Regions from separate parts of the Homo sapiens genome. Here region 1 is linked to region 2. The links are chromatin contacts, found by Hi-C or POLR2A ChIA-PET in ENCODE. All regions are on one chromosome and are shown on one strand. The core of a region is the stretch at or near the end of the contact, and the rest is flanking DNA. Distances in the headings are between cores, read along the strand shown.

Evidence for each region. Hi-C counts contacts between places; a loop is a spot of excess contacts on that map. ChIA-PET counts read pairs that join two places held with the same protein, here RNA polymerase II (POLR2A). Pooled maps may share reads with other maps.
Region 1: a loop to region 2 is called in a map with no recorded cell type, with 16 times the contacts of the local background. The contact joins two enhancer-like sites. A Hi-C loop is called at or near these places in 6 of 37 single-sample maps with no recorded cell type and 4 of 50 pooled maps. POLR2A ChIA-PET finds 5 or more read pairs at or near these places in 1 of 52 experiments (activated B cell).

The regions. Positions count from the first base shown.
Region 1 is chr3:58,194,708-58,198,421 of GRCh38, reverse strand. DNASE1L3 (deoxyribonuclease 1L3) reads left to right here. Exons shown (of 8, transcript NM_004944.4): 6 at 444-601. Among named protein-coding and RNA genes, the nearest start is that of DNASE1L3, 14 kb to the left of the region's middle. RefSeq lists an enhancer at 1,673-1,852. Within about 2 kb of position 1,766, at least 3 of the 41 ENCODE cell types and tissues checked have a DNase peak (open chromatin) inside an H3K27ac peak, as active enhancers do.
Region 2 is chr3:56,916,919-56,920,802 of GRCh38, reverse strand. It overlaps a transcript of ARHGEF3 not described here. Among named protein-coding and RNA genes, the nearest start is that of ARHGEF3-AS1, 21 kb to the left of the region's middle. Within about 2 kb of position 1,507, at least 3 of the 41 ENCODE cell types and tissues checked have a DNase peak (open chromatin) inside an H3K27ac peak, as active enhancers do.

The DNA.
Region 1 (3,714 bases), core at 517-3,016, 1.3 Mb before region 2:
GTCACCGTTCTGGAGGCTGGAGTCCCAGAACAAGGTGTGCCAGCAGGGCTGGTGTCTTTTGGGGGCCTCTCTCCTTGGTTTGTAGACGGCCATCTTCTTCCAGTGTCTTTACATGGTCTTTGCTCCACTTTTCTGTGTCCTAATTTCCCCTTTTTACAAGAACGCCAGTCATATTGGATTAGAGCCCATCCATATGACCTCATTTTACCTTAATTCCCTCTTGAAAGGTTCTATCTCCAAATACAGTCGCATTCTAAGGTGCTGGGGGTTAGAACTTCAACATAGGAATTTGGCCGGGGCGGGAGCAGGGGGTAGACAAGATTCAGCCCATAACAGACCCTGTTGTTTACTGGGCCTGGGACGCAGAGTCTTTGCTAGAGTCCAGTGTGAAAGCATTCTGCAGCAGCACCCACCAGGTGACAGTTCCAAATCTTGTCTTTTAGAATTTCATTTTCATGGGTGACTTCAATGCCGGCTGCAGCTACGTCCCCAAGAAGGCCTGGAAGAACATCCGCTTGAGGACTGACCCCAGGTTTGTTTGGCTGATCGGGGACCAAGAGGACACCACGGTGAAGAAGAGCACCAACTGTGCATATGACAGGTAGGAGGCCCTGCAGGGTGCTGCTGGCTCACCACAGTGCTTGGTGTGCACTAGGAAAGACGCAAGGTGGCTGGGCACTGTGGCTCACGCCAGTAGTCCTAGCACTTTGGGAGGCCTCGATGGATGGATCGCTTGAGTACAGGAGTTTGAGACCAGCCTGGGCAACATGATGAAACCCCGTCTCTACAAAAAATACAAAAATTAGCCAGGCATGGTGGCACACACCTATACTCCCAGCTACTCAGGAGGCTGAGGTGGGAGGATCGCTTGAGCCCAGAAGGTGGAGGCTGCAGTGAGCCAGGATCGCACCACTGCACTCCAGCCTGGGTAACAGAGTGAGACTTTGTCTCAAAAATAAAAAATAAAAATAAAAATAAGAAAAGCACACTGCTTGCAGAGCTGAGTCAATTAAATGTCAGGCCCCTCTACTGGGTACCACATGTAGCGTATGAACCACAGGACCCTATGCGGTGGCCCTGGGCACTGTAGCTTAGCAGAGGTAAGCACTGGCTTCGCTATCAGATAGGCCTGGATTTAAATCCTGACATTATCACTTCATATGTCTGTGACCAAGAGACAAGCTCTCTGTGTCTTTCATTTCCTCCCCTGTAAAATGGAAGTTATCCTAGTGCCTCACTCATGAAGATCCGATGTGGAGTAAATGAAATAACATGTCAGGCTGCTAGCACAATGCCTGGCATACGGCAAGTGCTCATTACATTCATGGGCTGATCATTGTTCCATCACAAAGACTTACCGCAATTGATGCGCCCAATCCCCATCATTAGGCATTGGGTTATTACCAAGGGTTTGCTGTTATAAATACTGCTAAAATCAATATCCTCTGTGCATTTTGTGCAAGTATTTATGATTTCCTCAGGAAGCAACCCTAAAAATGAGACCAATTAGTGCAACGGTATTTATATTTTTAAAGCTTTAGCTACATATTCCTAAATGCAATGCATACATTTAAGTCCTAGCATTCCCTCGTGCTTTTTAAAGTCCCTTCAGGGATTTTCAAACAGCTTTCATCTTTGCTCCTTCAATGGGGACAGAGGGGGGAGTGCCTGAGGCGTGTGAATGTTAGTGATCTTCCATCACAGAGACCACAGGTGGGGAAACCCCTAGGAGCCTGGTCCCAGGTGGTGGCCACAGTTCCCAGAGCTCAGCCTGCCACGAGGAAGTGTGAGATGGCCATCTGCATGAGAGCCACCAGGCCACTCGTTTTCACTTCCTCTCGGAGTTTTTTTTTTTTTTTTTTTTTTTTTTAGACAGAGTCTCGCTCTGTTGCCCAGGCTGGAGTGCAGTGGTGCGATCTCGGCTCACTGCAAGCTCCGCCTCCCGGGTTCACGCCATTCTCCTGCCTCAGCCTCCCGAGTAGCTGGGACTACAGGCGCCCGCCACCACGCCTGGCTAATTTTTTTTTTTTTTTGTATTTTTAGTAGAGACAGGGTTTCACCATGTTACCCAGGATGGTCTTGATTTCTTGACCTCGTGATCCGCCCGCCTCGGCCTCCCAAAGTGCTGGGATTACAGGCGTGAGCCACCATGCCCGGCCTGTTCCTCTTGGAGCTTTTGAGGCTGGTGTTTCCTTTGCAGAAGTTATCACTCTGCAAAGTGGGAACCCAAGGCGGGGAGTTACAGGGGTCTAAGTGCCCAGACCCCCTATTTTGAAGGACTTCCAGCAAAGCCTGGACGATGGCCACTCACTCAGTTACACATGGCAGTTGTGTGCCCGTGGGTAGGTCAAGTCCCTTCTCCAGCGCCATTCTTCTCCCCTGGCAAATGAGTGGGAAGTGATTGAAAATGATACAGAAGAATCAGAAGGCAACATGGCCACAGTAGATCAGGTCAGGGGTAGAACAGGTTAGAAAAAGATGTTTACTAAAAGGATCCTGATTTTATACACATGTATCCCAAAGGATGGTGGGATTACATGTGACATTTTAAAGATTCATTTCTTATTTTGATGCTCTGAATTTTGTTTCTCATAACAACATGTATAACTCTTGTGCCTCTTTTTTTTCTTTTTTTTGAGACAGAGTCCTGCTCTGTCGCCCAGGCTGGAGTGCAGTGGCAGGATCTTGGCTCACTGCAACCTCCGCCTCCCGGGTTCAAGCGATTTTCCTGCCTCAGCCTCCCAAGTAGCTGGGATTACAGGCATACACAAACATGCCCCGCTTTTTTTTTTTTTTTTTTTTTTTTTTGTAATTTTAGTAGAGATGGGGTTTCGCCATGTTGGCCAGGCTGGTCTTGAACTCGTGACCTCAGGTGATCCGCCTGCTTTGGCCTCCCAAAGTGCTTGGATTACAGGTGTGAGCCACCATGCCCGGCCTCTTGTGGCTTTTAAAAAGTCATAGGCCAGTTGTGGTGGCATATGCTGTAATCCCAGCTACTTGGGAGGCTGAGGCAGGAGGATCACTTGAGCCCAGGAGTTCAAGGCTTTAGAGCAACATGATCACATGCCTGTGAATAGCCACGGCACTCCAGCCTGGACAACATAGTGAGACCTGTCTCAATACAATAAAATAAAAAGTAAAATTAAATAAAATAAACGGAGAAAATGAAAAGCCATAAAAATGATGTTTTAAAAATGTAATTAGACAAGATGGTCTCAGTTCCAGTCTTTGTTCCATGTTCACATATTTATCAAACACCTCTCATGTGCTGAGTGCTGGGGGAACATGCAAAGATGCCCAGGATCTGGCTGGTGCCCTGGACTGAAAACGTCACATGAACACTGGCCTGGTCCTGCACATCCCTAGAAGAAGTCAGAAATGGAAGAGCCTTTAACATGTCATTCTTTGCTTTCTGAGTCTTAAAGAAAGCTTTCACAAATGTCTAACTTGATGCGAAGAATTTACATTTGGGTTGAATTAAAAGCCGTAGCCCGGGCCGGGCGTGGTGGCTCACACCTGTAATCCCAGCACTTTGGGAGGCTGCGGCCGGTGGATCACGAGGTCAGGAGATCGAGACCATCCTGGCTAACACAGTGAAACCCCGTCTCTACTAAAAAATACAAAAAAAATTAGCCAGGCGTGGTGCCGGGCACCTGTAGTCCCAGCTACTCGGGAGGCTGAGGCAGGAGAATGGCATGAACCCAGGAGGCAGAG
Region 2 (3,884 bases), core at 258-2,757:
GGGATTACAGGCATGAGCCATCGTGCCCGGCCTTGGCCATGAGATTTTTTTACTACCTATTTTTAAATTCAGTTTGTGGAATTTTAAAATTTGAAGTATCAAATGGGGTATGTTTAAAGACCTTGAAATTCCCTTTCCAACTGTAAGATTTTGTGACATTTCTGGCTTGTTAAGTACAAATAAGAAAGACATTAAGGAACCAGGATAAAGTTCAAATGGAAAGAATCATCGTTGCTTGCCAACTTTTAATGAAGAAGTAATTCTGCTAAAATCTAAATATTTTATTTTATGTAAATGAAATTCTCACAACCCTGACGAGTATGTTCCTTATAATATCTTTGGTAAGGAAATTGCTTGGAACTTCTCAACAGAAAATACCCTCAGATATATCGAACAAGAACACAGGAAACATGGTTCTGGTTCTAGTGATACCATGACACTTTTGGTGACACCTTAGTTAGGTCCCAGTTTTGGTGCTAATCTCTTTAGAGCCCAACAAGAGGGGTTGTTACCAGTTTGGTTATTTAACCAGCTGTGGGAAAACAGGGTTCATCTTTGCATCGTAGGCACCCTATAGGTAGTTTCCTGTGTATAAATATATGATTCAACTCTATATACTGAAAGAAAAATACCATACCCTGAAAACCTATGCCCCCAGAATTTTGTAGGTTTTTTTCCCCCTTTTAACATTTCTCTCCAATCTATGTAGAATTTATGTTGGATGAGTATGAAGAAGGGCTTTAAAATGAGGCTTTTCATTCCAAGAGGCAAGTGAATTGTCCCATTGTTAGCGATCCTTCTCTAGTGGTTTGTGCTCTAATATGTCAGATTCTTGAATATCCCAGAGCAGGTTTCTCGCTGTGTCTTCTGAGGGCTGTATGCTTGTAGCAGGAGCTCTGAAGTAAGCTTGCTAGGCCCCACTCCTGACCAACCTCACCACCTCTAGGCCACGTGCCATGGGTAGGCGTACACCACCTTTTTGAGTCTCAGTTTTTTTAAATCTGCAAAAAGAAAGATAATAATAAGGCCTACTTTGGGACTGTTGTGAGGATCACGTGGGAAAATACATGGTAAGTGCTCATATTAAAACATAAAAAATCCTTAGTCGCTGTGGTTTCAGTAATTGTGGCTGTATGATATGTTAATATCCACACACAGGTGCACTTTCATCATGAGTTATCAACATTGGCAGAGGTAAGAGGAATGGACAATGAGAAGTGACATTTCAAGTGTATCTTTCGTATTTGCTAAATGTCCACAGGGCAGGTGGCTAAATGAGTTAATTTCCTTCCATACCATAGCATGCTCTGCAGTAAGAGGTCAAAAATGTGCGTGACAGGGAAAGATGCCCTGGATGTTAAATGAAAAAAGAAGCAAGTGGTAGAACAATGTTATCATTCTATTTTTGAAAAAAATAAGATGTTACACCCAGCAACTCGTGTTTTTAGACAGAAGGAAATGTCTGGAAGGATTACCACCAGAGGGTGCAAACTGGTGGCCCCTGGGCCAAATGTAGCCAGCAACTGTGTTATGTGGCCCATACAGTACTTCTTATGGTGATGAATAGTTGCCAGCATTTACAAATTGAGAGATTTTACATAAAACCCTGAATTTCAGGCTTCTATTGAAAAAATTAGAATGTCTGCTCACCCTGGATGATTAACCCCTTAGGAACCCGAAAAGCTGGAACTGACCTAAGACAAAAACTCTCAGTGGTGCCCCAGTGCCCACCTGGCCTTTTCTTTCAGGTACCTGACCCCTGCTCCTAAATCCTTTTGGGTTTATGAACCTCTGTCTACGTCTGGCTTTTTAACACCAGTGCATCCAGCAAATGGGATCGGGATAGAAAAAAAAGTAGGGCCTTTGGGAAGACTCACTTTTTACTTTATATACTTCTTTGTGGTTTGAATGTGTATACTTCTGTGTGGTTCGAATGTGTGACAGTGATGCTATGTTACTATTAAAATGTAAAAACCAATACATAAACATGTTTGAATACTTAGTAGTATCCTAGATGCCATAGAGAAGACTCCTGTTCCTTTTGATATCCCATTATAAAGCTCAAAATGAACGTGGACCTTGCGGATCAGAGCCTCTTACTATTGAAATTCTCCTCTTGAAGTGCCTTCTTCATGGACCCATTTCAATCCGGGAGTTCTTGCTTCTGGTCAGAGCAAGGGCATCAGAGGAGACGGCCGTGCCCTGTTTTTGCTTCCTTTTTGCAGGCTTGCATCCCTTTCCCCTGCCAGGGCATCTGTTGGCCCTCTCTCTGCCCCTCCCTGCTCCACTGCTACCTGCCCTGGAGCCCCTCAAGTTTCACCTCTTGCACGAAGTGCTGCAGCCCACGGGTTTCAGTTCTTCTTTCCCATTCAGTCAGCAGCCGGAAGTTAGGTTGAATCATTCTAGGATTTGTTCATGTGAATGTTTCCTTCCTCCTCTCCAAAGAAATAAAACGTACAATGCCCTGGTCGTCTCACATTTCCAGTGAATCCTTACTGGGGTGAGGCTGGCCTTGGCTGCTGGGACTCCTTGAAGTGGCTTGTCAGAAAATACTCCAAGAGAGGAATGGCTGGGTGATGGAGCCTCCCGCATTTCCCAGGGCACTGTCTTTCTTCATCGGCTGAATTGTCCCCAAAGCTAGCTAATCTCAAGTTGTTTACAGGCTTGTTCAAATTTAGGACCCTTCCTGTGTAGGAGGCTGGAACAAGACGCCTTAGGAATACCTGCCCTTACCCCTCCACCAGCCACCACTTAACCAGCTTGCTTTGTGGGGAGTCAGGCTTTAGGAAATAGGGAATCCCAAGGACAATCTGAAACCCACCTCTCAGTGGACACTGTCATTTGATCTGACACTCATTACCGAGTGCTTCCAGGTGCTAGCTCCATGGTGACCCAGATGCTTGCCTGAAAGGCGTAAGGCTTTTTACAGTGATTTCACTTCCTCCTTTCTCTAAGCAGGTGTGATTCCCTCACACTTTTTGAAGCAAGACCCAAGCCTGTCAGTTCAGCTTCCAGACCTATTAAAGTACTTGGTGTCTTCCAAAATACCCTGTAGTTCTGCACTGCCTTGCTGTTGAGTTTGCCAGTTCTTTTGCCTAGAACACCCATCAGAACGCTGCCCATGTGTCTCTGGCTCTGAGAACCCTTCTCAGACTTTGTCCCCATGAAAATGCATTTGCCAAGCTCACTTATTTCCTGGACCCCTCAGCACTTTTTGCAAATTTCTGGCAACGTGAATGGAAAGAGCCTGCTTTCTCATAAAAGTCTTGGATTTAATCTCCTTCTGTTAGACCGGAAGCTTGTTGTTCAAATGAACCTGCTGTCTTTGCTGGGTCCCCAGACTTTACTCAGGCTTGAGACAGAGGAAGGCTCTTAAAAATCCGTGCATTTGTAAGAAGGCCCCAGGAAACCCTGGGCTAAATCTTAACAGCTAAAATTTGTAATTAGGAAGATTTTTGCAAGTCAAATACTACCCCATTAGATAACTAAAATAAATAAATAAATAATTGAGAACTACACTGGAGTTATGTCTCCTTGAGTTTGAGACCTTCTGCCAATGTGCAAGGAGGGTGAGAGTGCTGGTTTGTTTGTGGGGAAGGAGTGAGCCAGGCATAGTTTTCAATCTGAAACCTTGTAGTTTCCTATGAGACAAGTCTACCTCACCCAAGAGGTCTGGGTTTTTTATAAGGCAAGGAACTGGAGCAAGATGTTCATTCTGGTGAGATCCCCACTTCATAAAACAAGAAATGTCAGCCATGAATTATTTCCATAATAGCTCTGAGCAGGAAGACCTCTTGTTATCCATGACAAAAGTTGAAAGGGAGGTTTCCAGAAGCAGCTATTTTGAAAGGGCTCTGAAGAGAAGATGCCAGGTTTGCATAAGA